Regions from separate parts of the Homo sapiens genome. Here all the other regions are linked to region 2. A link is a loop called in an ENCODE intact Hi-C map of the cell type or tissue named here. Cell type or tissue: MCF 10A. All regions are shown on one strand.

What was found. A loop is a pair of places that touch in the nucleus more often than their neighbours do. Peaks named below come from ENCODE experiments on the same cell type or tissue, not always from the same donor. Only the 100,000 strongest peaks of a DNase experiment are listed, where the experiment ranks them.
Region 1: a loop joins it to region 2, with 9 times the contacts of the local background. A loop is called at or near these places in 5 of 110 quality-filtered maps.
Region 3: a loop joins it to region 2, with 11 times the contacts of the local background. A loop is called at or near these places in 18 of 110 quality-filtered maps.
Region 4: it touches region 2 in a loop (12-fold over the local background); 24 of 110 quality-filtered maps call a loop at or near these places.
Region 5: a loop joins it to region 2, with 20 times the contacts of the local background. A loop is called at or near these places in 4 of 110 quality-filtered maps.
Region 6: it touches region 2 in a loop (5-fold over the local background); 3 of 110 quality-filtered maps call a loop at or near these places.

The regions. Positions count from the first base shown.
Region 1 is chrX:15,140,491-15,145,490 of GRCh38, forward strand. No RefSeq gene overlaps it. Among named protein-coding and RNA genes, the nearest start is that of ASB9, 130 kb to the right of the region's middle. In MCF 10A, CTCF peaks have their summits at 3,015 (motif pointing left) and 3,214; a DNase peak (open chromatin) is centred at 3,021.
Region 2 is chrX:14,525,933-14,530,932 of GRCh38, forward strand. GLRA2 (glycine receptor alpha 2) reads left to right here and starts at 3,604. Exons shown (of 9, transcript NM_002063.4): 1 at 3,604-4,193. The coding sequence starts at 4,126. In MCF 10A, a CTCF peak has its summit at 2,915 (motif pointing left); a DNase peak (open chromatin) is centred at 2,909.
Region 3 is chrX:14,036,851-14,041,850 of GRCh38, forward strand. No RefSeq gene overlaps it. Among named protein-coding and RNA genes, the nearest start is that of GEMIN8, 9.5 kb to the left of the region's middle. In MCF 10A, a CTCF peak has its summit at 2,659 (motif pointing right); a DNase peak (open chromatin) is centred at 2,671.
Region 4 is chrX:14,093,710-14,098,709 of GRCh38, forward strand. No RefSeq gene overlaps it. Among named protein-coding and RNA genes, the nearest start is that of GEMIN8, 66 kb to the left of the region's middle. In MCF 10A, a CTCF peak has its summit at 2,149; a DNase peak (open chromatin) is centred at 2,162.
Region 5 is chrX:15,240,165-15,245,164 of GRCh38, forward strand. ASB9 (ankyrin repeat and SOCS box containing 9) reads right to left here. Exons shown (of 7, transcript NM_001031739.3): 7 at 3,823-4,466. The coding sequence ends at 4,342. Among named protein-coding and RNA genes, the nearest start is that of ASB9, 27 kb to the right of the region's middle. In MCF 10A, a CTCF peak has its summit at 2,967 (motif pointing left); a DNase peak (open chromatin) is centred at 2,937.
Region 6 is chrX:14,694,641-14,699,640 of GRCh38, forward strand. The region is part of intron 8 of GLRA2 (glycine receptor alpha 2); the gene reads left to right. It also overlaps a transcript of FANCB not described here. Among named protein-coding and RNA genes, the nearest start is that of GLRA2, 170 kb to the left of the region's middle. In MCF 10A, a CTCF peak has its summit at 3,034 (motif pointing left); a DNase peak (open chromatin) is centred at 3,011.

The DNA of each region.
Region 1 (5,000 bases), 610 kb after region 2:
TGTGTTTGCTCTATTGAGTTTGTCCTTTTGCAGTCTGGTGCATTGCCACAAGAAGGATATGCCCCACACAGTTACTGTTTCTTGATCCTGGGTATCTGAATGGGACATGTGGGGTTCACCCATGCTCTGGGTAGCCACTGGTCCAGGGAAGATACGACACATGTCAAACAAAACTGGATTCAACCTAGAGCCTAGATCTTGAGATCTGGAACCTAAAGCCTGGAACCTGGAGCCTGGATACCAGCCTAGCCCAGTCTAGTTGCACCCAAACCACAGAATTGTGAGCACTAGAACAAATGACTGTTGCTTAAAGGTATTGACTTTTGGGGTGGTTTGGTATGAAGCATTATTGTGATACACTATTATAGAAGCTGGGGATGGGGAACCCAGAAGGTGGAAGAAGGGAAGACTAGCGATCAGTACTTAGAGAAATCAAAATGGTAGCTGAGAAACAAAATGAAACACACAAAAATAGGAGAAAACATAAGAATCTTCCCATGGTAGTGCCCTCCCTTCCTTAAATAATAGAGCGCCAAATGAAGTCTTCCAAGAACTGGGTCATCCTGGAGACTGCAGACATAAAAGATGAGATGTGGTCCTGATCTGTGCCCCATGGGACCTCTCAGTGAGACCTCTTCTCTTCCACCTCTGCTCTGGGTCTCAAAAGGCCTTTTATAGAAATTAATTGGAAAGGAATCACAACCTAAAAAGCTCCACTTAGGCCGGGCATGGTGGCTTACGCCTGTAATCCCAGCACTTTGGGAGGCCAAGGTGGGGTGGGTCACCTGAGGTCAGGAGTTCGAGACCAGCCTGGCTCACATGGAGAAACCCTGTCTCTACTAAAAATGCAAAAATTAGCCAGGTGTGGTGGCAAGCACCTGTAATCCCAGCCTCTTGGGAGGCTGAGGCAGGAGAATCACTTGAACCTCAGAGGCGGAGGTTGCAGTGAGACAACATCATGCCACTGCACTCCAGCCTGGGCAACAAGAGGGCAATTCCATCTCAAAAAATAAAAATAAATAAATAAAAAGCTCCACTTAAAGAAGCCAAAGGGCAGAGCTTTTTTTTTTTTTATCGTTTAGTACCTGTATGTGATAATCTTCTCCTTGTGAAATTTGAAAAAATGACTCTAAATGACAAAACCAGTTTGCTACAGCAATACAAGTCCCAGCGTTAGGCACAGATACGGGATCATATTAATATGTTTTTGCTGCAATGAAAGCTTTTCAGTCACTGTAGTTCTCAGTAGCCTCATTTTAAAATGTGGAAACTAAGCTGGCAACCACTAACAGAAAAAATGCTATAGTCTTCTGACTGGATGTAATTTCAAAAAAAATCTGGAAATCTTTTTCTAAAAGCCCCTTAAATCATAGTATATAGGGGCCTATCATCCTTGTATAGTTTTTCTACTGATTAGATTTCTATATTTCAGTGAGACAAGTATATAAAACTACATCCCAGGTAATACTTTTGAAATACTCATCTCTGTCAAACCCACATTGCAAATACATTAAAAAATGAGTAAAGATGTCTATGCTAAGGTCTACATGGAAATATGAGGATGGGAGAATACATGTGTATTCAAGTGAATGTATATGCTAGGATCTCTGAAATATTGTTTCTGTCTTGAGTTGATTCCTTTCAAGCTTGAGTTACAGTTTGTGTGTATGTGCGATGCCCCTGAATTACTAGCTTGTATCATCTGAGCACAAGGTAGAGATTAAGAAGATGTCCTCTACACTTCCCCATGCACGCATACACACACGCAACTGGAAGGAAGTCAAAAAAGAGAGTGCTCCCAAAGGTCAGCGCAGTCAGCCCTGAAGAGGGAGGTCTCCTCCCTCACTACCTAACTATTCTGCATTTTCTGCTTTATCTTTCCCACTTTCACCTCCAAGCCCTGCACCAGGGTCTGCAAGTTTATCAAGTGAATCACACCCCAGAAGCCCTGTCAAGGCTTGCCCTTTCTTATCAAGCCTCCTAGCTCAGACTTTGAAAGATGCATAGTACACGCGGGTGGAGAAAAGGTCATTTTGAAAAGGGTTTTAATCAAATACGCCACACCAGTCACCTAGAGCCAAGTTGTTTTATGTGGGTGATTACACAACGACTCTTCAGTTCTTTCTGTTTCTCTTTCTTTCAGTAACTTCTTTGTGGCTCCAATTGAGATCTTCAGAGTGAGCCTTCACTATTTAATCTAGCAGCTGACCACAAACCATGTCACAGGCAGAAAAACAGAAGCATAAGGACTAACTCATCCTGAATTAATGAAAACTCTTGGAGGAAAGGGTTTTTGGTGTGTGTGTGTGTGTTTTTAAAGATCTTACAAGGAAAGCAAAACTTCAAATCAAAAGAAAGCTGTTGTCAGCTATGAAGGCAGCACTGGCAAAGTTCAGGAGACTAGCTGAACTCATTTTAAGCAATTCAATATAAAGGTGACTCCTTTCTGCCCTTTCTCACTTGGTTTCCCTCCTTCTGAATGAAAGTGTCCCTACTGTGACAGGTGAGGACAGAGCTCTTGAGTTGAAATATCTGCAAATGGTCTGTGTGACCTTGGATAATTGTTTTGACAAACATGAGACCACATCTTTGTATGGTATAAGTTCATAAAGACCTGTTTCAACATAAGCAAATAGAAGCCAAAATATAAGGAACGCATTGTATGTGCAGGGTTTGTATCATTGGAAGGTCAGACCATGAAGAGGTGGATTTGGCCTTTAGTTGCTGACTCCCACCCCAACACCAGCCCCATTCCCCAGCCTTCTCTAGGAAGCCAGCTCCCTACCACACTCTCCCCATTCTTGCTCTCAGTAATTTCTCCCCATTTTTAAAAAAACATAAATCTATACAATTTGTCCTTAATTGAAATGAGCCAGAGTCTCCCCCCTCACTGCCTTCTTATTCTGCATTTTCTTCTTTTTGTTTCCCACTTCCAACTCTCATTTAAAACAATCCTGGTAGTGGCGAGGTATAGTAGAGCACCAGTTCCGAAGCCTCAATCTGAATCTCATCTCGCCACCTAGTGGCCACGTAACCCTTGGCAACACACCTTTGGAATTGCACTTTTTCAGTTGAAGTGCGGTGATAAACAATTTTGCAAAGAGGAGTATTTTATAATAAAGTGAAATAATACATGTGGAATTGTTTTGAAAATTATCTATTACTAATGTGAAGTTATGATAACTAGTAAGTCCCCTTTTTATTGGGAGTTTGGGTTGGGATTTTCTCTTACTTGAAAATATAAGCACCACAAACACAGCTTCTAATTGATATTCTGTTTAATCTTCTGCCCCTTCCACCCCTTCATTCCATCTTCTGCCATCCAGGACTTAACTCAGATCAAGATTAACTCAGACCAAGATTCAGGAACAGAGCTAAGTCCTTAAGTGGCAAAGTCAAACCAGGAATTTGACTAACATGAAGAATTGGGAAGAACCACCTGGTGGCACTGAACCTCGTAGTAAATCCAAAGAAAAGGTAACTTTAAAGGATTCTGGAAGATGAAGCAACAGGCTGAGACAACAGGAATGGGAAAGAAAGTCTCAAACAGAGCTTTGCAGTGTGTCTGAGATCAGCCCCAAAGACCTTGTTTTCTTAAGGACATCTGACTGAAATGTATTTGGACTCAGCTGTGGATGTTCTGTAGAAGCAAGAAAAAAAAATGGTTTTTTTACTGAAGAAAAAGTACAATTCTGTAATCTTGTTCTGAATATGTTTTCTATCCTGAGATTCCTTGCCCATCAGGGAAATAGATTCTTGTACTTTGAACAGCTGCCTGAGAGTGGAATAGAAATTTTGTATAAAGCTGAGGCTCTGAGGAGACCTCAGGGACAGAGTTATATCCCCAAGGCTGTAGCTTTTATCAGTTTTTACCTCTTGTCTGGTGGTTACGGATGCAACTAGCTATGAATACAAAAGGCTTCTGTTTGGACATACTCCTAGCATTTTCTCATAGAAGAATTTTCCCCAAAAAATAATGGCGATAGTGCTGACCACTCAAAAAGTCAGAATCTATCCACTTCTGGCCCTAACCATTCAATCACAAGTCAAAGGGGCATGCATCTGAAGATCTCCTCATATCACTCATACAATGTTCCTTGATAATTTGGCACATGATCATTTTGGCCAAGTGAGTGGACTTGATTTTAAGGACACCAACACTACTGCCCGTTTCCATAGCCACGTACAAAGTGGCCCTGGTCTTCATGCAGTTATAAGCACTTTGAAGTCATCTAGGCATTTCCCTTCCAGTGGGCTAGTAGTCGGGAATTAATTTGGCTTGTGGTCCATATGTTGGGAATATGTAGTTAGGAGTTAAATTTTATTGTGATCAGGGGACTGTAGCAAGTCATTTGCAAAAGAATTGAATTGTCTATCTTTCTTGGACAGAAGTAGAAATGTTTTTAGATAAAAATATGATTATGATTTATTTGGATACAAATTTCATTCTTTCTCTCTCTCTCTCTCACCAAGATATCCTGTTTAGTGTTCTAGCAATAACTGTAGTGTGTAAGCTCCCCCCAAACATGTGAGCTGACGGACTCTAAATCTCTCAAAAGTATTAACTTATTGATCCTTAAACATCCACATCCCATGCTAATTTTAATTTGGTGTTATTTTAAATTAGCAATAAATTGACATATCTTTATACATATATATGCACAAAAAGGATAAATAGTATAACCAAATCAGCTAGTATTTTGCAGGCAATTTGTCTTGAGGCTGATGTTGGGATTAAGTTATAGCCAAATCAAGTAAAGATAAGAAGTACCAACCATCCAACCAATCTGCTCATCTCCTTTACATAGTAAAGTAGCCTCAGGCCATCCAGGCATTTATTCAATAAATCTAGTGTCCCACACTAGAGGGGAGAAAATAGTGACCATTCTCAAGACATGTACAGCCAAGCTGACAGCCTAAAGTGTGCCTCATCCGTAAAGTGGGGATAATACAACCTGCTTTAAGGTGTGTTGTGAAGGTAAAATAAAACAATATGAAAT
Region 2 (5,000 bases):
ATGTATGGGGATATAATGGTGGACCAAAGCATGTACTGTCTCTGTCCATTGCAAAGCTTGCTACATAAGCAAACAGTCATACACATGTATACATACAATGATGACGAGCTCCTTGAGTCAGAGTTGGAGAGCACTATGAAGGCCTGTAATAGAATTGTTAGAGTAATGCAGGTCAGGAAAGGCCTTCCAGAGATTTGAAAAATAGGCTGGTGTTAACCAGACAAAGATGGGGGACATGATATACTTCATGAACAATACGGTAAGCATTAGGGAGTAAGAAAAAAGACCAATATGGCTACAGGGGAAGAAATGAGATGATTAGTGGATGAGATGAGGAACAATGTAGGCATGGGCCAAACCATGTGGAACCTTTAGGTCATTGAGTAGTTTCCTTGTTCTACACAAATATCAATGGAGAACCATAGTATTAACCAGGGGCTGTGACATAATCAGATTCTGATTCTGAACAAATCACTCTGGTTTCAGCATACAGGATGAGGTAGTAGAAGACCAGCTGTTGGTTCAGGTAGATTAGTAAGAGGATGGCTGCAGCAGTACAGGCAAGAGATAAAGATATCTCAACTGGGGTCATGGAGGTTGAGATGGAGGGAAGTGAGAAGATTTAGGAGAAAAAAATCAATAGGGCTTGGTGAAGAACTAGATATAGTGGATGATGGAGATGATGCCTTGGCCTTTGGTTGGTAACAATGAAATAGACACAGTAGAATAGGAGTAGGAGTTGGAGGAATTATCAGAAGTTCGGTTTTGACATGAAGAGTTTAAGCAGCTTTTGAGACATACATTAGGAATTGTTTAGAAAGCAGTTGGATGTATAGGTCTGGGTAGAAATATACATTTCTGTGTCATGTACATAAAATGATAATGGAAATTATATTACCATAATATTTTCTAAGCGAGTGTACTGCAAGAAGAGGAGACAGCCTAGAATATAGCCTTTAGGAAATCCAACTTTTATAGGCCAGGTAGAGGAGGATATGCCTGCCAAGAAGACAGAATAGGAGGTAATCCAGGAGTGCACTGTGTCACAGGGTCAATAGAGGGAAGTGTTTCCAGGAGGAAGAAAAGGCCAATGACATTAGGTACCATGGAAATGTCAAGTAAGATGAGAACAGAAAAATGTCTTTTGGACTTAGTTACAAGAAATTCACTGGCAGACTTAGTGAGAGCTGTTTCTGTGGATTGATAGGGCTGGAATCCAAATTTAGGAGAGCTGAGAAATCAAATGAGGAGGCTAAACTAGATCCTCTCTAATGTCCCTTACAACTCTACAATAATATAATGCTGTGATTTCATGCTGCTGGCCTGAGTCTCCTTTGTCACAGATTTCCTTACTCATCCTATTCCTGGTTAATAACACAACTCTTGTTAAAAGAAATGATTCGGCTGGGCGCGGTGGCTCACGCCTGTAATCCCAGCACTATGGGAGGCTGAGGTGGGCGAATCACAAGGTCAAGAGATCAAGACCATTCTGGCCAACATGGTGAAACCCTGTCTCTATTAAAAATACAAAAATTAGCTGGGTATGGTGGCATGTGATTGTAGTCCCAGCTACTCAGGAGGCTGAGACAGGAGAATCGCTTGAACCCGGGAGGTGGAGGTTGCAGTGAGCTGAGATGACGCCACTGCACTCCAGCCCGGTGACAGAGTGAGACTCCATCTCGGGAAAAAAAAAAAAAGAGAAATGATTTACAAAGACTATATTATTTAAGCATCGTTACAACCTTAAATTTGAGAGAAATAATTTTCTTCTATCTTTATACCTAATTTTCTTTTGGAAAGAATCTTGAACACAAAAAAATCTGTGCTATTTTTCCATGTAGAACCAATTGAAGAAATATTTCCAGGAATTGATTTTATATATTTTTTTGGGTCAGGACAGCAGGGATAAAATCAGGTCTAGAGTTTCCATGTGGATGAATTTGGAAGTGAACAGATTTGAAGCTGCAGTCCAGGGATGTCTCACACTACACCATACTGTTTTTCTTTTAAATTGAATCATTTTCTCTAGGCTTTGAAAGTTAAGAAAACATATTTGAAGAATTGATTTTGTATGTAAATAGAATGCTTGGGCACTACTGCATTTCATCTAAAAAGAGATTCCTGTATTTTCACTGTCTTACTGGGATAGACATCTTATGAAAGGGCATATAGACTCTTGCTACTCAAAGTGTGAACTGTGGACAAGCAGCATCAACTTCAGCTAGGAACTTCTTAGAAATGCAGAATCTCAGGCCCCACCCCAGACCTACTGGATCATAATCTGCATTTCAATAAGATCCTCTGGTGATTTATATTAACATTAAAAGGTAAAAAGAACTTGCCATCTTTTTTCTCTGAATCTACTTCTTAAAAACATAGAATTCATTGTTACTCTACTATGATATTTAAACTGATCCAAAGTTAGTCATTTACGGAGTAAAAATTAATCATATTATTTTGTTTTAAAATTAAGACCTCCAGTAAAGCACATAGGTGACTAACAAGGAATATTCCACAAAAAGTAGGTTACTCTCCTAGCTTATGGTAGGACATGCATTTTTCATTCCCCCTTCCCAGAAGCTGCTAATTATCCGCATTGGACTATCTACCCTTCCTCTTTTTTATTAATAATAATATTTGTAATTTTGATTTGAAATAGCAGGGTTACTCGTCAGACTTTTGTACAGATTTATGAACTTCCACTATTTTCAGTCCCTTTAGCCAATTTAGGAGAATAGCATATGCACTTTATTACATGACTGTTCCTAGTGATTAACATCTGGAATGGGCAGATGAACTAAACTCCCAGTTGCACTTTTCCTTGCTCCATTTCTAACATGGAGCCCTGCTCTAACCTTTAACCATGGCAAGAAAAGATTGCTACTGCCCCCTGCCGGCCCATTGTCTCATTTCCTTTTCTACAAATCTGTGACTTGCGGATGCCCAAGGATTTTGAGCCACTGAAGAAAGCTCAGTTGGAAGGGGCTTTCCCTAGTACAGAGGTAGAGAGATCCTTTGGGACTAGGCGGCTAAAATCAAATGAAAACATTAAAAAGGCGAGGAAGGCATAAAGGACTTCTAAATTAAATTATCGATCTTCATGAACCTTCTTCTGCACGCGGGCTTCTCTGTGCCAAGGAAATGTTCCCTTCTCTTCGGCACAGGACTCCTCTTTGCCTCCGGCTTGCACTGACAAAGAGTGAACTGTCCACACCCTTATTATAATTTCAGTACTCTGAATCCTGTTCTCTGTTTCCCCCAATTTCGTTTTCCCACGATTAAACCTTATTCCCTTCCCTTTTCTGCTTCAAATTCCCGTCCCGCCCACCCACCGACAGCCTAGCATTTCCAGGAGCTCAGACCCCACTTCCCTCACCCTCTCCGTCTCCCGACCTCTCTTCTCCTCTTGCTGTCATCGTACCCCCTTCAGTATCCCCTCGCTGAACGGCCAGTCACTCTTTGCCTTCGAACAGCAGGCACGTCCCCTCTTGAATGCTTTTCCCCGACCCCCGCCCCAAGCAACTGAAAAAGGAAACATGCGCACTTCAGAGCTTGGAGCTGTCCGAGTGCTGAAATTTATAGGCTGGGTAAGATCACGTCTCCGTCTCATTCTATAGCCCTCATTCCAGCACAGGATCTCAGCAATTTTTCCCTCTTCCCCCCACCCACTCCAGCGCGCAGAGTCCTTTCTTCTCTCTCATTTACAACTTCTTTTTAAAAGAAAACATTTTCTAGAAAAAGGGCTTTGCTAAACAGAAAAGATATAAAACAAAAGCCACAGCTATCTAGCATGGCATTGTCACCAACTCCCTTTGCATGGTGATGCGATTAAGGTAGCAGCATTTTTATTATTCAGGAAAAGCAGCTGGGGGATTCATCAGTTCTGAGGCTTTGTCTTTCTGGGTTAACTGATGGTCCCAAGCCTCGGTTTGACCTGACCATGATGCCCAGGACTGGCACTTTTTCTTTTTTCTCAGCAAACTGTACAAAACCAAATCTCTTTTTGATTTTCAAGGAAACTAGGTTCCTGCCAAATTTTGAATCTGGACAATAAACAGACACTTTGTCCTAGCATCTTTCTGGAATCATTTCGGGATATTTTCCACAAGCAACACAGAAACAGGAATGAACCGGCAGCTAGTGAACATTTTGACAGCCTTGTTTGCATTTTTCTTAGAGACAAACCACTTCAGGTAGGTGAAACGACTTTGCATGTTGATATTTAAATTGTTTAAAAGAGAATGTGTCATGTAATTGTGTATTTATCTGTGCTCTGGACTATATTATTTTAATTTTATAGAGGAAAGTTAGATATCTTTTGTTCATTTAAAACGCCTAATAATTGTGGGAGGGTGGTAAATTTTTCACAAAAGCAAGTTTTATGATGCATAGCCGCACTCTATGCAATTCAACACACATTTTCACAGCCAACGTGATATTAAGGTAGTCTGATGAGTTGCATGCTCTTTACATTTCTATATAAGGGTAATTATTTTTCTGAAAGTAATTTAAAGAGATTATTGGGTGCAGTGTTTTTCATATAAGATGATTGTATTAATTTGGCAGGAGCATGCTCATTTTAGATAAAATATAAAAGATCCCTAATTCTCAGCCAACTTGGGACTTCTGTTATATTTCAGAAACTAGAAGCATACTATGAGGACTACAATTCAGGAATTTTCTTGAAATATCAAAAATTTCTTTTTACTACTATATTCTACTATTCAATCTGTTTGGAAATGGATTGCCTACCAAAATTTAGTTAATATGACATAATTGTATTTATGTACATATGAGAAGTGGAGCATGCATAATTTTAAAAAGTGAGAAATTACTATTTTCATGCTTGCATTTTCTACATGGTTTACGAATAGTTGCCAAATCAATTGATACCTCAAAATATCAAATCATTACCAGTAAGTGAAATAGTCATCTAATAACAGAGAGTGGAAGACTGAGCAGAGACAGGAGATGCTCTTACAACAAAGTATAGGACTCTA
Region 3 (5,000 bases), 490 kb before region 2:
TATTTGTGGGATCTAAACATCAAAATAATTGAACCCATGGAGATAGAAAGTAGAAGGATGATTACAAGAGGCTAGGAAGCATAGTGGGGGGTGATGGGGAGATGGGGGTGGTTAATGGGCACAAAAAATAAAGTGAATGAATAAGGCCTAGTATTTGATAGCACAACAGGGTGACTATAATTCATAATAATTTAATTGTGCATTTTAAATTAAAAGAGGATAATTGGATTGTAACACAAAAGATAAATGCTTGAGAGGATGGATACCCTATCTTTCATTATGTGATAATTACATTGCATGCCTATATCAAAACATTTCATGTATCCCATAAATACATACACCTATTATATTCCCACAATAATTAAAAACAAAACATTTAAAAAATGAAATAACCACTCTTTATATTTAGCGTATGTCCTCCTAGTTTTGTTCATACTAATAAATTTATATACATACATACTACTTTGTCTCTCTTATACACACGTATAAGACCAAATGGTTTCTTATGGATACTATCGTAACTGTTTCCCAGAAAGCCAACTCTTTGATGGAGTTTAGGGTGCAGGATGTTCGGTAAAGAATGACCTTGGCAAAAAACAGATGCTGGTGGGCCTGCGAAAGTGCTTTGGGAGGCTGAGGCGGCCGTATCACCTGAGGTTGGGAGTTGGAGACCAGCCTGGCCAACATGGTGAAACCCCGTCTCTACTAAAAATGCAAAAATTAGCCGGGCGTGGTGGTGCGTGCCTGTAGTTCCAGCTACTCAGGAGGCTGAAGCAGGAGAATCGCTTGAACCCGGGAGGCAGAGGTTGCAGTGAGCCGAGATCGCGCCACTGCACTCCAGCCTGGGAGACAGAGCGAGAATCCGTCTCCCCGCCGCCAAAAAAAAAAAAAAAAAAAAAAAAAAAATAGTGAATGCTTATACACTACTTGTGGGACTGTAAATTAGGTCATCCACCGTGGAAAGCAGTTTGGAGATTTCTCAAAGAAGTGAGAGTTGAACTACTGTTCGACCCAGCAATCCCATTACTGGGTATATACTCAAAGGAAAAGAAATTCTACCAAAAAGACACATGCACCTGTATGTTCATTGCAGTGCTATTCACAATAGCAAAGAAATGGAATTAGCCCAAGTGCCCATCAATGGTGGATTGGATAAAGAAAATGTGGTACATATGCGCCATGGAATACTACACAGCCATAACAAATAATGAAATTATGTCCTTTGCAGAAACATGGATGCAGATGGAGGTGATTATCCTAAGTGAACTAATGCAGGAATGGAAAACCAAATATCACATGTTCTCACTTATAAGTGAGAGCTAAACATTGGACACACATGGACATAAAGATGGGAACAATAGACACCAGGGAATACAAGAGGAGGGAGACATGGAGGGAAGAAAGGATTGAAATACTACCTGTTAGGTACTATGCTCACTTCCTGGGTGATGGTTTCAATTGTACTGCAAACCTCAGCATCATGCAATACACATTTGTAACAAACCTGCGTGTGTACCCCCAAATCTAAAACAAAAGTTGAAAAACAAAACCAAAACACCCCCCCCCAAAAAAAAGAATGACCTCAGACCAACACCTATGAAAGGGAAAGGAAAGCACGAGATTGGATAGAACAGGGTTTTTCAACTGTGGCATAGAGACATTTCAGACTAGGTGTAACACTTTGTTGTGGGGCTGTCCTGTGCACTATGGGATGCATAGCAGTATCCCTGGGCTCTACCCACTAGATGCCAGTAGCACACATACACACCTCCCTCCCCTTCAGTTGTGATGACCAAAAGTGTTTTCAGACATTGCAAAATATGCTGGTGGTGGGGAAGGAGGGGATAGCAAATTGCCCTCAGTTGAAAACCACTGGGGTAGAGAGAAGGGCTGAGCTTGAATGTGTGCCTAACAACTGTGGTAAACCCCAGGGGATTTAGGGAGCCAGAATGGCCCTTCTGAGTTGTAGAAAGTTGGGCTGATATGGTGGGCACTTTTTTCTCCAGCATGGATCAGTCATTGGATGTGGGCTCCTGAAAAGGGGTGTGACATTGCGTAAGGAGGCTCTCTGTGACTGGAGCCGCAAGTTCCTCATTGAAGGGGAATCTGGAACATCCCAGTGTTCATGGCATGTGCTACTCTGCAGTTGTTCATTTACTTCTCACCATTTTCCATTTAATAATAAAATTCTTGAGAATTGAGACCACATATTATTTTGTTGTGTATCATTGAAATCCAGTATGCTACATGGGAATAAATATTTTTAAATAATGAAACGAAATGAGACAATAATTGGGTGGATATTTGTAAACTTAAATATGATAATAAATGGTTTCATTATGCATTTTATTGAGATATGAGAAACTTTCAAGAGATTTATCCATATTTATATTTAGTTATGAGTTCTTTTTTGAGAAGTAACAATTTACTCAGCTGACAGCACTAAACAGTACTGAGCTAATCTTTAACAATGTTTTGATTTCTGTAAATGAGATTATCAGTAATTTAAAAAGAGGATTAGGAAGTTTGTGTGGGATAGAACCAACTAATTGCTGAAATATACACAGAATTCAAGTATTGAAAAGTTTTACTTTAAAAAGATGTGATTATAAAGCATTGTTTCCTATGTATAGCCCTGTAAAATAATACCCATGTGCATCCGGCAGAGGGCACAATTGTACAAAGTATTGGAGAAATGCTTTTAAAAGGAAGTGCATTAATCTCTCAGTCATAGGCTGTAGTGACACATGTCAGTCACATGTAAATGACTCTATACATCTAAAATTCAATAGTGTATTGTTTTTAGATGATATTTCACTACTGCGTTTCCAGCTCTATTCTTTCACATTGTTTTTAAAGTTACTACATCTTCAACAAAATCCGAATTAGGTTAAAATTAATCTCTAAATAATTTTCATTTCAACTGGCTAAAATAATTTGAGGCCAACAATGTGTAAGGCTTTTTTAGAGCATAATTTTACGTATGTTATGTTTTCTGTCCTCACAAGATATTTTATGGGTCATTGACATAGAAGCACAACTACATATACTGTGCAGAATCACCCTTCTACATTAAGAAAAAAAATCAGGTCCTGTCCCTGTATACTGTCAGATTTTTCTTGGCATGGATCTTGTACATGATGAGCTTGCACGGTGAAATGGATGAATCCCTGTCCGAGGGATGGAAGGTCTGTCTTTGTCCCTTCCTGGTTGTGTCACTACTTCTCAGAGCCTGCCTATCTTCATCTGTTAGTAGAGGAACAATGATGCCCACGGGGCCCTCTTCACACATGGGTGTTGTGAGTTCATGGTTTAAGAGCCATGATATCCACTCATTAGATGCATGTGCCATAGGACAGGAGTAACTGAGTAACTGAAGCAACAGCAGGCGTCAAGAAGTGTCCACTGGACGGTGGTCAGATTCTCTAGTTTTCCCTCTGCTAAGAGTTTGACTGAATGAATCTCTGGGTTCTTGGGCAATTCAGGGAAGTGGGGGAGAGTCAAGTGAGGAGTTAAATTTCTGCTAATCTGGGGAGGAGGGCTTTGACTGGTATTACAACCTCATTTTCACCACAACCTCGTAAAGCAAGTCACTGTTCAAATACATTTCTTAATTTAGATATATTTCTAATTTCACTTTGGTGAATTTATTGTTTGATAGTAATCCAAAACTACACAAGGACAGAATAGCTGTATATGTGAAGGTGTTTATTGCAGTATTGTTTATTGATAATTGGTAAAATTGAAAGCAATTTAGGAACATGGACTATTAGGCAGCCATCAAAATGAAAATTATGAATATTATATAGGCACATGGAAAGTATGTGATGAATGATAAGTCAAGTCAAAGCAAAATAAATCATATATTATGCTAATAGCTATGTAAAAGTTGAGAATATATGTGGTTGGGGAACAATGGCAAGAAAGATGGAATGGTAATAACTTCTAACCTGTCCAGGAGTTAGTAGCAGTCTTTGTGTGTGTGTCTCTCTCTTTCCCTCCTAAATCACATTATTGCGGTTATAGTATATTTGTAGAATGAGACACTTCTAAAGAGATTTTTCGTGCTTTGTTTGAAATACAGTAATGCCCAATTTGTCCAGTCTGTTAGGAAAGAAGTGGCCTATTTAAATGACTTATGAATCTTCTTTTCCCCATTAACTGATGTTTACTCCTCTAAACACAAAAACAACAACAACAAAACCATTTTGACTAGAAATCTTTCTAAAATCTATTGTGTACTTTCCTGTCTTCTCCAACAGTTTCCTGAGCACATTTTATTCTTGTCTTTATATCTCAGGCTTACCATGATGAATGTCAATTTCTCTCCCACACTAGAATGCAATGAGCAATACAAATATAGGGTTATTTGCCTCTACATGGCATGATCAAATCTCTTTTGAGTTTTGATTCCTTGGTTCTTATTTTTACATGTTTTCTTTTTTTGTTGTTTGTTCTTTTTCTCACTTTTAGTCTATCAGGTGTCATTTTAATGATTGTCAGTGTTCCAGCCTTTGGCAACCTATCCTTCCTAACCTGCCAACAAATTTGCTGCTTCTAACATGCCTTGTTAGGAAAATCACACAAACGAATTGACTAGAATTATGTGCAGAGAGCTCCAAAAGGTGTTCCATCTTATGTAAGTGTTTGGACAGTGGAGACATGGTGATACCTGTTTTGGTTGTTCAGAGATATTTTGCTTACTTCTCAGCTCTTGGCTGTTTTCTGGATGCGTTGAGGTCTCAGGGAGATGGCCTGTGTACAACAGACATGTTGCTTCAGGGAAAATAGAATACTGACTCACAGAAACAAAGCATAGTAGTCATAAATCCAGTTAACACCAACAAATCAATGGAAACTGAAAGCAGAGTCAAGAAATCAATAGTTATAAAAAAAAAACCCACACTTGGATTTGCTCCATTCTGTTTCCATGACACTTCATCCATTCCATTCATAGACTTCATCCTGGGACAAATTTACCTCCAGTTGAGAAAGAAGCA
Region 4 (5,000 bases), 430 kb before region 2:
ACTTTCCAGTTGGTGCTTAAAGCTGTTTGGGAGTTTTGTGATAGCGAAATATCTTCTATCTCCAAAGACAAAAATATCATTCTTATATCTCACCTTCTCTTAGTAAAATGGGATGGTTTTGGCAATTTACAGGCTTTGTTTTTTTAGGACAATGCACGTTTTCCTAAAAGTGACCATGATTTTTAGTTTAGCTTTGAATAAAATTTTGTAAGTTTATAACAGATGACCTCATCTCATGATCTCATGAGGCTTGACTAGGATTTATTCATTTATCCATCCATCTATTCATTCATGAAACATTTTTTTGAGCAGTGGTCAGACACTGTGCAAGACAACGTGAGTGAGGCATGCAGCCTTCCCTCAAGGGGCACACAATAGACAGGAACATGTAAACACAACATTGCAAAGTCATGTTATAAATGAAGTTGTGGCAGCCAGAGGGAGGCATTCTTTTGAAAATATTGCAGGAAACAATAGAACTTACATGCAGTAAGTCTACTCCCCATAATTATAGAATGGCTTAAATGAAGAGTCATAATATGTCAAAGATCCAAAAATGTCTTCGTATATGAAACACAAATGTAAAATAAACTCACCCTTAGGCTAGAGGTTTGCAAATCACAGCTCATCAACCAAAACTGATCCATCACCTGTTTTTGCAGACAAACTTTTATTGAAACACAGCCATGCTCATTTGTTTACATATTGTCTATGGCTGCTTTTTCACTACAACAGAGTTGAGTAGTGACAGAGACCATATGGCACTTGAAGGCTAAAATATTTACTATCCAGCCTTTTAGAGAAAATGTTTGTTGATGTCATCTCTAGACAGACACGACCCCATCCTCTTCTAGGCTCTTGTGACCCTCCATGCCTCTATGTTAAAAATAGGTGTCCTTGTCTGTGTCCTTCGCCAGAGTTTGCCTTATTTCTTCAGTGTTTAGGCCAGTGTGTGGCTGGAGTTTTGGCTTGAAGGGCTAGTGACTGCTTTTCACAGAGTACACTTGGCACAGAGTGGAAAAGGAGAAAAAGTCTCTTGTGTGAACCAGCCTAAAGGTTTTCTACTAGTGATGATGTCACTTGTTTCCTATGACCCTCCAGCCAGCTTTCTCCACATCCGGACCATTTGGTGGATTCAGAGGTACTGTGAGAAATATAAACTTTAATTTATATGAATATTTTTGCTTGGTTATTCTTTAAGGTTTAGATACCTGGCCCATTTTTTTCTCTAGCCCTTGATGCTATCTGATATGGTTGAGCACACCTGATCCTCCTTGGAAGGGTGGCACCAAGGCCGAGGAATTTTAAATTGTAGCGTGAAGGGATTTTGACCTGAAAACACCTAGGAGAACAGAGTGGAAGTCACCTTTATACTTCTCAGAATGTAGTAGGTAATTTTTTATTCGCCTGCTCAGCATACAGTTGGGGAGCCATGTGGTCCAGACAGGGTGACCCATGCCTTGATTCTGAGTGGTCACATGGCCCAGGCCTGAACTAGGAGAGTCTTATGCAGGACTCTGGGGATTGCTCAGGAAAAATGCTTTCTTCTCCACTATGCTTATGAAAGTGGTAGAAAGATCTGAAACTGCCAGAGGCCATCTTTGCCACCATGTCAGGAAAGACCACTTACAGGGAAGCAGAGCCTAGTGATCTCACCTTCCAATATCTGGTCACATGGATTGAGCAGCATAGCCATTTATACCTCTAGCATGCCTGAGAAGTACAGAGAAAAGATAAATGGGAAAAGAAAAAAGGGACAGAGAGAGACCGGGTAGAAGAAAGATTCCTATTCACTGTTATACCCAGGTGAATTTATTTGGGGGAATAAAATAATAATAATATCCACCTTGCAGGATTAGAGGAAATAGTTAAGTCCCTAAGGTAGAAGCTGTACACCTATTGTTATTTGATAGTTTGCCACCTGAAGAGGTAAAGAGACCTAAGCTATTTAAGGTTTTAAATCATCCCTGAAGCATCCCATTCTTCTAGAGTTGATTTTTCTCCTTCTGTAAAATGAGGGGTTCACACTCGATCATATCTTAAGGCGTCGTCCAGTTCTGGTCTTCACAGAATGCTTCTTCCCTTGGTACACTCCAGTGTACGCATGAATAATTGAGGTGCAGTGACAGCAGATGTCCGCCAGAGATCACTGCAGAACGTGGTTGATTCCTTCCTGCATCCGCCTTCATTTGGAACGTCAGCAGTTAACACGAGAGACTGTTTAGCAACTGTACCTATCACAACATTAGGCTTGCAAGTTGGAAAACCATGCACAGGCACCACTGCATGTCCCTGGACAGGTCACGTGCTACATCTTTGCGTTCCTTGTAACTCGGAAGTAACGGTACCTTTTACTTTCTTGCTTCCCAGTAATCTACCATGTAAAATAAATTTTATTCATTACAGATTTTTCCTTCTAAGTACAATTTCCCTAGGCATTTTCCGTCTTTGAGGAGCGGTATCGTGGTTAATTATGGAAAACTAAAAATCTTGAGCCTCTAAGGAAAAAATAAACACAAGCATTTCAGCAGAAGCTTGACCTGTTTCTCTTTCCTTGTCTGGTCTGCTATGCTCTGGGACCTGTCCTCTCAAAGCCACCACTGCTAAGGAGATACCTTGCTTTGCTGAGGACCCTAGGGTTCTGCTCAGAGACTGTTGTAGAAACGCCAGTGGTCCACTATAGCTTGTAATTTCACTGGCCATGTGAGTTCTCACCTTAGGCATAAGGATCTGGGAAAGGTGGTGATCGGGATAGGCACATGACTAAAGAAACAGCAGGTTTGCTTCAGTCAAACTCTGCAAAGCCACATCTTCAACCCAATCACTCTTACTTGAAAAGGAGACAGAGCCAGAAAAAAAATGTGACCTAAAAATTGGGTATGATTTCAATGGATATCTAAAAAGCTACTCTTAAGAGCTTCTATTTCTCAAAATTGTACAATTGTCACATCCATTTCCTTTCTCATATGAGTGAAGTGTTATAGAATTTATTTTTCCAAACAGAAGAATTTGGGAATGAAGGCAGTATACCCCATACATTGGCTAATTTATTATAAAAGTCTTCCAGTGGGGTCTTTATCAAGGCCGTGGTTTTCTTTTTGACCTGGAAGTGAGGGTTTGAACAGAACTATTGGCGTCAGAAGATTTATATACGCGTCTTGAGTATCTTTATACCTATGGTGCTCTTCTCCCCAGTGAAAACTAATTTTACTCTTAGGTAGAAATATTTAATAAAAATAGAAACATTTAATACAAATGTTTAATAAAAATCTTCCATTATGATAAAATTTCTAGTGCATGTTTCAAAGTTCACGGTGATTAGGATTTTTAATCGTTAGTCACAGGTAAGGGAATTTACTTTCTGCACAAAACAGCTGAATTCAACTTGATTTACAGATAGGTTTAGTTTTTTCTTATAGTTATACAGTTTGATTTTATATTAAAAAGTACATATTTTGAAATGTGTCTTTGTTAACACATATAAATCTGGTTCCCTTTTTTTGGAGGGGGGCAGGATACATGTGCAGAACGTGCAGGTTTGTTACATAGGTATACACGTGCCACGGTGGTTTGCTGCACCCGTCAACCCATCATCTACATTAGGTATTTCTCCTAATGCTATCCCTCCCCTAGCCCCCCACCCCCCGACAGGCCCCGGTGTGTGATGTTCCCCTCCCTGTGTCCATGTGTTCTCATTGTTCAACTCCCAGGAATCTCCCACTTACTGAAAAGAAACAGAGACCTTGAGGAGATAGTTCATTTTCAAAGTGAACGCTAAGGCAGAAAAATGAGCCTAAAGTCCTGCGAAAAGGTGCGGGGTGCTGAAGAATATTCTAACATCTGAGTTAATAAGACTTAATAAGGGATCAGTTTGAAAGTGAGCTATCTCCTCAAGGTCTCTCTTTCTCTTCAGTAAGTGGAAGATTCCTCAAGGATTCATAGCTGTTATGATGCCAAGCTGTTAAAGTTTTTCCTTAAAATCCAGACATTCAGCTCCAGGCTTTGCAAGTGACAACCCTTAGTGAGGTGAGAGAGTGCCATTCTACTGAGTCGCTTGGTGCCCTTCCTTTTAGGTGCTACAGGTGTACTCCCTCTGCCTTGAGGGATCTGCAGGCATTACCCCTAGCTAGCAGTCCTTTCCCACACACCAATGTGTGTAGAACAACTGCAACAGTCTATCCTTTTGTTTGCTTAAATTTCAATACTATAACTTAGGGTCTTATGATTAACTACTAAAGTAAGTTTTAAAAACCACTAAAAGATATTAAACTTTTGAAAGACATATTTTATTGTAACTTGTTTGAGCCCATGGTACCTGGATTCTACCTAGATTGATGGATGATGACGAACTGCAGGGAACAAATGAAGGGGCCCTACTGTTAACTCTGTATTCACAATAGGCTTGCCACTTCCCCCAGAACTTCCAGGAGCTTCGCTCTGTTTTCTGAAGTGATACTAACTGCCATATCCTGTTTTTTCCTCATGGAAAAAAGTTAACAAGGGCCCGCACATTTTTTTTTTTTTTTTGAGACAGAGTCTTGCTCTGTCACCCAGGCTGGAGTGCAGTGGCGTGATCTCGGCTCACTGCAACCTCTGCCTCCCAGGTTCAAGCGATTCTTCTGCCTCAGCCTCTTCAGTATCTGGAACTACAGGGGCATGCCACCATGCCTGGCTAATTTTTTTTTTTTTTGTATTTTTAGTAGAGACGGGGTTTCGCCGTATTGGCAACACTGGTCTCGAACTCCTGACCTCGTGATCCACCTGTCTTGGCCTCCCAAAGTGCAGGGATTATAGGCATGAGCCACCGTGCCTGGCCTGCACTCTTTAACATGCTAAAGAGGTACTTCATGGTTTATTGCATTAGTTATCTATTGCTGTGTAACAAATGATCCTGAAACTTAGCAGCTGAAAACAACAGACATTTGTTCTTTCACATGGTTCTGAATATTAGGAATCCAGTTGTGGCTTAGCTGGGTGGATCTGGCTTAGAGTCTCTCACA
Region 5 (5,000 bases), 710 kb after region 2:
GAAGTTCGAGACCAGCCTGGCCAACATGGTGAAACCCCGTCTCTACTAAAAGTACAAAAATTAGCCAGGCGTGGTGGCCTGCGCCTGTAGTCCCAGCTACTTGGGAGGCTGAGGCAGGAGAATTGCTCGAACCCGGGAGGCAGAGGTTGCAGTGAGCTGAGCTGGCGCCAATGCACTCCAGCCTGGGTGACAGAGTGAGATGCTGTGTCAAAAAAAAAAAGAATCATAATTATGATATTATGTATTGTACTTCAGATAAATCAACACAGAACTGATGGCTATTAGGTATTAACAGGTTTGGTGGGCAGAATTCTAAGATGCCCCCAAGATTCTAAGCCTCTGGTGTACATACTTCTTTTGCCAGTTATTCAATCAAACACTATCCTGGGTGGTGCTTTGAAGTGATTTTGAAGATACAATTAAGGTCCCAAATTACAGGGTGGGCCTGTCCTAATCAGGTGAGCCCTTTAGAAGCAGAGCTCTTGCCGCCAGCCAGCTGGTCACAAGGTAGGAAGTCAGGGAGATGCACTCCACCTGGCCTGGAAGAAAGTGCACATCGACATCAAGAATATCCTGTGGAAAGGGTCACATGTCAAAAAACTGTCGCTGGTCTTCAGACGATGAGAGCAATCTCGGCTGACAACTAGCAGGAAAAGAGAGACCTCAGCCTACAATTGCAAGGAACTGAATTCTGCCAACAACCAATGAGCTCAGAAGACCTCTGAGCCCCAGATGAAAACCATTGCCCTAGCCAACACCTTGATTGCAGCCATGTGAGACCCCCAAAGCCGAGAATGCAGCCACCCCATCCCTGAAATTCTGACCTACAGAAATTACGAGACAATCAATTGGTGTTATTTTAAGCCACTTAAGTTTGTGATCATTTGTTACACGCAATAGAAAACCATTACAGAGGAAAGAAAAGAAATACACAATTAGGAAATAAGCAGCCAATTTTGTCCAAAGCCCAGGAAGCTTCTCCTCCACCCTCCCACATTACAGGGAAAGACTTTGTCACTAAGTCATTCCAAAATAATACCAGTTCAGAAAAAAGTTCATTTGCCATGTTAGCTTTGGTCTTATGGGAAGGGGTCGTCATTCTGTGCTCACCAGCATCACTGGCAGAACAAGGCTGACCCATTTGCCTCAGGAGACAGCAAGTTTGGGACCTCCCAGGCTGGTTCATGTGATAAGGGAAAGGGCTCTGTGATGTCCAGGCCTAAACCTGGCACAGCCTCCCGGTATCACACTGGGACCTCTGACCTACAGACTGGGCTCCACCTCCTTTCCCAGACCTACCAGGAAATTAAGCAGGGTGTTTTTAGGACCCAGTGACCAGTACTCTGGGATTCATTGAAGAAAAGAGAAGGTGGAGTGTGTACTGATTAACAGCCCTGGCTTGGGCATTAAACTCCGGCTTCACCACCTACTGACTTTGTTAAGTTCCTTAACCCCTCTGCACCCCCATCCATAAAATCGGGATAAGAACTGTGAGGGTTTGAGGGAAGGTTTATAAATCACTAATGCATCATGCCTAGCTTTCAGCAAGCCATCTAGAATGGGAGCTATTATTCAGTTGGTTTTGATGCTGGCTTGGTCTGAGGCTGAAGCCCTAATGCTGGGCTTTTATCATATTATGAAGGCTGAAACCTCATGCTCCAGAGTAGACAGCTGAGCCCATCTTAGACCCTCATTTCTGAGCCCCTAATGTCTGCTTAATGGCTGGCCACTGCGACCTGGTACACGGAGTATCAGCCCATGTCAATTAGCCCCATTATAAACCCTGAAGAAATAAGCCATCCTTTCCTGGTCCCTTCCTCTTGCCTTCCTCTTTCATTGTAACATGAATTGTGCTAGCAATGGGCACCAAGTAGCCAGCATGTGTACTGAATAAAAGCAAGGAATATGTAGTACAATGACAATGAGATTGGTTGACAATAAATATGTGTCGTTTGCAATCTAAAAACAGACAAAATGATCATTTAAAAAAGATGGGTTCATGAGTTTATGTCCATCATTCATAAAGGTAAGGTCTATTCAATGCCACTTAACCAGCTTTGATGATAGAATTTATGAGGTTGTACCAGGTTGGAATGATAAAGCACTCAAAGGTATATGCCACTTATAAATATAACCACATCTAGACTCATAACAGATTATTTAAATATAATATTCTTTTTGAGCATGGCTAAGTGAGGTCATTTGAAATTTTCCTAAATTGCTATGAGTGAAGTGGTAACGGTATTTTTCCCATCTGTAGGGATGACCATCTATTATATGGACTTGCAAATTGATTAACTGCCTGGACTATCTAAGAAGAAAAAAATGCTGTTCTAATAATTGTTACAGTTCTGGGTTAAACTCGGTGGATTTGACTGAAGGAAGATTAACATAAGCAAGGGTCTGATACATTTTATATGAGAAACCATGCTATTTTCTAAACTGGTGCTTTCAGAAAGAAAACCATAGCAAAACGTCTACAGCTCCTCACCCCTTAGCGGATGACTCTGACCAGAGCGTAACATCCAAGAAATCAAGTATCTTTACCTGTCACATTCCTTACCACCCTGGTGCCTAGAATAGTGCCTGATAAAGACATGGGAATTCATCACATATTTTCTAAGTAAATGAACTAAATGAATTACCTAGTGGCAGGATGTTGATGTTAATTAACGGCGTAAATCCTAAGCAGTACATGTAAATATGATCAGATCAATTTTTTTAAAAGTAGGAGGTAAAGTTCTGTTAAAAAGAAGTAGGAGAGGTAACGTTCTGTAAAGTCACATTTGGATTATTGTGTACATAGGAAAAGAAGGAAACCCGGTGTCAGTGGAATCTATCACTACAAAGTTTTCATTCTTGAATGGAAATTTCCAGAGCTTATGTTGTAAACCATTTTATGATGGGTCATTTATGAGGAGCAAACCTTTCGCTTAAGTGACTGTGACAACAGTGCCATCTGCTGGGAAACTAGCTGTGCATTTTAGACTAATATTCTGGAGTCTTTCATATAGCAAATTAAAAATTACAGAAAAATTATATTGGAAATAGATTTAGAGATCATCTAGACCATATGTAATCTTACAGGTAAGGATTTGACTTAAGGAGTTACAATTTTCTTTCGATTGATGCAATGGAGCCCCAAATTCATCTCTCAGAGAGATAACTGAAACTACAGCCATCATTACTAAATTATACCAGTGTTCCTGTAAATCTGAAACTGAAAGGCAGTTAAAAATCCATTCCTCGAGCCTCCAAAGAGCACAGTCCAATAGAAATCTGTTCAATGGGGCAATGGAACTTTCTTCTGCAATAATCTGTACCTGCACTGTTCAATACAGTAGCCACTAGCCATTTGTGCATATTTTATACCTGAAATGTGGCTAATGACACTGAGAAACTGGATTTTTAATTTTACCTAATTTTAATTAATTTACACTTCTAAATAGGCACATGGCTACAGCAGGGTTTCTCAACCTGGGCACTACAGTATTAACAGTTTGGACTGGAAAGTTCTTTGCGGTGGGGCTGTCCTGTACATTGTAAGAGGCTTTGCAGCATTCCAGACCTCTACCCACTACATGCCTGTAGCACCCCTCCTCAGTTGTCACAAACAAAATGTCTCCAGTTATTGTTAAACATCACTGGGTAACAAAATTAACCCCAGTGGAGAACCACTGAACTAGTTGCTACTGTATTAAGCAGCAAGGTTCTAGAATATGCTTAATATGTATAGTGTTTTGGTTGAAAAAAAGAACTGGCGCCCACACTATGCTAGGACAGTAGTGGTTTTGTTGTAACAACAGGGAAGCTTAAAACAAATTAGACAAGCCAAGAAATATGTTTCTTTATTTTCATTCCCATATAGCAGAGATGGAACCAGGACAGTGATGCTGGAAAAGCCTGCCTCGATCAAGTCATCACATAAGTTAATGTCAGAAAACCTGTATTTGAATTTGACTCCTCTATCCTTACTCTGGAAAATTGGACATCTTGACCCAGTGGCTGTGAGGGCTAAATTAGATGATGCAGAAAGTGCTTGGCATGCAGTAGATATGCAAAACAATAACTTATGACACTCTCCATGCAGGGAAAAAAGTCTTCATGCCTTCTAACTAATAATACAAACGTATGCAGTGTCTTTCAACCCTGGCTTGAGTTTAACAAATACAAATTGAATAGAAAAAATTAGTCAAACTCCATAAACAAGTTTATAACAAATACAAATCTAATCGAAAAAACTAGTCAAACTCTATAAATCCAACTTGATTTTAAAATTCTAGTGGCTACAACACTCAATAATGTTTTCACATCGTTTGTGAATCCATTCCCTAGATGCATTTAAAGATGTAGGAGAAACTGTTTCAGATCCTCTGGGAGGACGAGTTTGGTTATCTTATGATGCTGCTGGATTCCAAAACACTTCCGAATTCTAAGGCGGCATAACTGCATCAAAGAAGGGGGCCCTGGAGAAAGATCATAAGACAAGTCATACAATGGTGCTATTGATCTAAGACTCCTTTTTTTTAAAAAAAAAAAGCATCCAAGATAGAACATTGTTATAAGGAAATAATATTGAACTATTTAAGACCATTTTCTGGGGTTTTTTTGTAGAAGGCATTTTTAGGCTATGTTCTCTCTTTTCCGGTAGCTAATTGAAATAAGCTTGTTAGGTTTTTAATTTAGAACAGAGTGAAAGAAATTTAAAGCTTAGCCTCACTAATGGAGGCTTAAATAAGCTAACTTGGGAATTACACAGCTATACAAAAATTCCAATAATACAAATAAAATTTATGTTTAATGGTGTTCTTTTATCTTTAAAAATAAGGGCATATTTCTAGATGCAAACATTTTTATTTTATAACTTGAGCAAATTAAGGTACTCAAAAATAATGAGCTCACAGTGAATCCTAAGAGTATGTGAAGTCGTGTTTGTTTTTACATCCTGTATTCAGAGCTATTCCAATGCTTCAATTCATAAGTGAAAAGTGAACTAGCTA
Region 6 (5,000 bases), 170 kb after region 2:
AATGAAGGAAAGTGGTTAGGTTCAGGATTCTTTCATTTGTTCCACAAAAATTTATTTACTTCTTACTATGTGCCAGGCACTGTGTAAATCCTTAGAATACGTTGCTTCACAGGACAGAAAAAAATGCAGCCTTTTGATGAAACTTACATTCTAGTGGTTATGCTTTGGAGGTAAAACCAATAGGTCATGCTGATGCATTTTATGTGAAGAGATGAGAAGATGAATTGAATATGACTCACAGATTTTTGGCTTAAGCAACTGGGTAAGTAGTGTTACCATTTATTAAGATGGGGACTATTGTGACAAGCGCAGATTTGGAGTGGAACTTGAGTCACATTTTTATGCTCTTAAGTTCAGATGCCCATGAGACATCTCGATAGAGTTGGCAAGTAATTAGATAGAAATATATGTTCAAGAAAGGGATAAAATCTGGAAATGTATATTTGGCAGTGACCAGCAAACAGATACTGTTTTAAATCCACAAAACTAAGTGAGATTACACATTGAGATAACAGAAACAAAAAAAAAAGCTCTGAGAATGGAGCATTCCATCATTTAGAAAGCCTATCTAGAGTGGATTGGGCAGAAAAAGGAACAAAGGAAATGGTGACAAACCTTAGATATCACTTGCAATTGCCTTTACTGTGCAGGGGAACATAGAAGATGGTATGGAATAAAATGTGTGCTCATGGGGGGATATATTTTTTCCAAAATGGAAGATAAAAGAATGCATTTGGCAAAGGAAAAGGGAGGTATTCACATTGCAGTGAAAGGAGGGCATAATTTCAAGAACAAATGTCTTAAGAAGGTGAGAAAAAATAAAATTCAAAGCAAAGGGTCAGGGTTGGCATTACATGGAGACAACTATTTCACCCATTTTAATAATGACTTAAATTATTGCCAGTTCATAGATGGAGATACTGAAGCACAAAGAGGTTAAATAGCTTGCTCATTCTCATGAGCCAAGAAGTGGTGTAGTGGGTCTGAAGTGAGATACTGTGTTCCCAGAGTCTGTGTGCTTCACCATTGTACAAACAAAATGGGAGAATGACTATGGTTGCTAGCCAATTGGTATGTCCAATTATGATAGGATGTAGGAGCTCCTAACTAATAGCTCCTATCATGTCCATGAATTCTGAGGCTATCAGCTAAGAGTATGGTGGAAAAAAGAAACATAGGTTTGAGGAAGAAGGATCAAGTATTAAATAGTAGTTTGGGAGGGTAAAAAAGCCATTCCTCCAAGAAGAGTAATGGGGCAGAATGCTGAGGCAGAGGCAGTGGGAGTGCCCATATGAGAACTGTGGTTATGACTTTAAAGTGTGAACAATCAGGAGGTATGTGTTTCCCCCCAGCAAGCTTCCAGGATCAGATTCAGGTACTGAGATAACAGGTACTTCGGTTTAACTACAATTGAAGTTTTGCCAAATGAGCAGGAAAGTGAGTGGAAGACAAAGAGAAGACAATAGAGGAGTTGAAAGAAGAGAATGTAGAAGGGAAGAAGGAAGGAAGAAAGAAACCAAGAAAGGAGAAGAAGGGAGGGAGAGTGGGAGGGAGGGAGAATGGGATGGAGGGAGAGTGCGAGGGAGGGAGGGAGGGAGGGACGGAAGTGAAGTTAAGGGAGGTTGCATGGCAGTAGTTGCAGTGATGAACCAGAAATTCTAAGGTGGATAGAGAGGGGAAAACACGGAAGAGACACTGTATTCAAGAGAGAGAAAGAGAGAGACTCAAAATTAAGATTTCACAGGAAGTAAAGACAAAGATAAGGTTATGATCATAAATAAGCATGTGTGACTAAGGTTGGGTTGAGAAAAAATTATTGACAGCAAGGCAGTCCAGGAATTGGAAGGCCGAGGATGGGGTCTATTATCCATATGAATATTGAAGATCCCCCAATAAAGATGACATTAGTATGAGTGTTGGGTTGACAGGGAAATGGATGCTAAAGTCATCAACTAATAAAGGAGTACAACTAATAAAGGGTAACAGCACAGATAGGTAACAGCAGTGATAAGGAAAATCAGTAGTGAAGTCTAATGACCTGAGCTTCAGAGACGCCAAAGGATCTGGGTTTGAGGAAGGAGGAAAAAGATATGGTTTGGGCATTGCAGTGGGGAGCAAAAAGGATACCTTAGATTAAAAGATGTTTTAGAGATGCCAGTTGGCAGTTACAATCCCTGCTATGTTTATTGAGAAATGCAAGTTTGCATGTTTGACATGGAGATGTTCTTAAGTTTGTGTATGGCTATTCAGAACATAATGTTTTATTACCAAAGTTAAGTCTTGGGGGGAGTTGAAGAGCAAATCAAATCATGCTTAAGCTTTGTGGTCAAGTTTCCTAATTATCACCGATGGTTGAATTTTGAAAAAATAGGCAAGAAATATTTCCAATTATTTGTCCCTTAGGAAAGGCAGCATTTTTCAGCTTTTTAAAAAAGTCTGAACCATGGTTAGAAAAAAAAAAATGATAACAAGAGCTAACATTTATTGAGGGCTTACTATATGCCAGGTACTCTTCTAGATACTTTACATATAGTAATTCATTTAATCACCACTACAACTGTGTGAGTAATGCAATCATACAGCCCAGTTTACCTGGGAAAGTCTTGATTTAGGCCTATTTTTCCAATACCTTGTGTGATTTAGAATTTGTCCTGGATTACTCATTTTAAACAAAATGTTTTTTATTAATAGTTGCATTAAAATAAGTGGAAACGGGTTTGGTTGACCTCCACTTTATAGACCTGGATTCTGTCATAGGGTGATCCTCCGGTATAGGGGTATGCATGTGCAGTGAACGAGTTCTCACCTTAACACATGGTGAAATCGAAAAAATAATAATAATCACTACTATCCAGGCATCTTTTCTTCATATGTTCCAGATGCAGTGTCATAACTAACACTCCCTTTCCAGGATAGCTTGCGGGAGGGGAGCTTGCTTATAAAATGAAGTGCAATTGGACACCAGAGGCTGGGGACAGATGTTGCTCTCTATCAGTGATGGGTCACTGCTGCCCCTACTGGTCACTTGGGATACCAGCCTTGTTCTATGGCATGGCATGGCATGGCATGCAAAATCCATGAAGCCACCGGGCTATCACTTCATAGGGTCAGTGGGAAACATGGAAAATCACAGGTTCTGTACACATAAAAAGGAAAGAAAAACTGAGCAGTCTTGCTGTTGAGCATCTGAATGCTCATAATTGAGTGATTTTTTTCATTTTTGTATGATATAAATCCGTTTTAACTACGTTTTATTGTTTGATAAAACTTTTTTTTACTTTGCAATTGTCAACATTATAGAGTTGTAATGTCTGTCAGTGCCACTTGCCACTATCAAAATTGTCCTTGTTTGGATTAAATTGAGTAAATTAACTAATAACAATGAAGATACTGTTCTTATCTCAATTTACAGATGAGGAAACTAATGCAAAAAGAAAATAGGGTGAGGCAAGGTGAAGCAAATAGGGTGAGGCAAGTGAGTCACACAAGTACAGGGTCAGATCCTGTTTTATTTTTTATTTAATGTTTTGTTCACCATGGATTTTTTGTATTAATAATGATATTTTCAAACATTGCATTAAATATCATTTGAGTACTGGAGTTTTGGGTACCCCCTCAGATTTTGCCCCTGAGGCCTCACTTGTTTTCCCCTAGTTTGGGGCCCACCTAGTCATGAACTACTAAATTAATTTTCACAGAAATGCATTGTGGCCTGAGTTAATTTTTTTTTAATTATTTAAAAATGTTCAATATTTTGGCCGGGAGCGGTGGCTCACACTTGTAATCCCAGCACTTTGGGAGGCCGAGGTGGGTGGATCACCTGAGGGCAAGAGTTTGAGACCAGCCTGGCCAACATGTGAAACCCTGTCTCTACTAAAAATACAAAAATCAGCCAGGCATGGTGGCATGCACCTGTGGTCCCAGGAACTCATGAGGCTGAGGCAGGAGAATCACTTGAACCCGGGAGGTGGAGATTGCAGTGAGCTGAGATCACGCCACTGTACTCCAGCCTGGGCGACAGAGTGAGACTCTATCTATCTCAAAAAAAAAAAAAAAAAAAAAAAAAAAAGTAAATATTCCCAAGGCAATATGTCATCTCTTTAATTTCCTACTGAGAAACTGACCTCTGAAATAACATACAGGTTGATATTTTAGAAGGTATAACAAAAAACAAGAGCAGATCATCTCCCAAAAAGACAATGGCATTAAGCTTTATTCAGGGAAGGTATTTATTGAGAGAACACCTGAGATTACATTTACATGCATGGGAAGAGTGTCTGGTATTTACTGAGCAATCAAGTTATCAAATGGGGTCACTTTCAAGGAGTGGCCGGGCAATGTGCAACTAGGTGTATTTGCTTTGATTATCTTTTCTAGGTTTTGTAAAGCAGCCACTGTCAATTTTATCAAAACAGAGTTTCTCAGAAACAATCACGCCCAGATCTTCCCTGACAGAACTGGCCAACCCCAGTCTATTAGAAGCTGATGCCCCAGGTCTATGCAATAAAACTCTGTTTTAATGTTATCGCCTCTGCTCCAATAAGAAATATGTGCACCATGTGAAGTTATAACAACTTCTCTACAATGCAGCCTCACCTGCATTTATCTCCCACTTTCATTTTATATCTGGCTGCACCATGCCTTACTTCTGGCATTGTACCTAATTTCAAATGTTTCCAGTTACCCAGATAGCCCTGACTTCTTTTTGTTCAGCTACTAAATAGAAATTGTGGCTGCTTGAGAACATGGTTATGGCATGTGGGCCACCTAATGACAAGTTGCCTTTTACTTATTTTTCTTCTATTTTGTTTTTAATTGACACATAATAGTTGTATATATTTATGGGGTACAATGTGAGGTTTTAAGGTTTTATACATTGTATTATGATCAAATCAGGATAATTACTGTATCAATCATATGAAACACTTATTTCTTCACCAAATCATCTCTTCTAGATATTTTGAAATATACAATACATTATCATTAACGATTTTCACCCA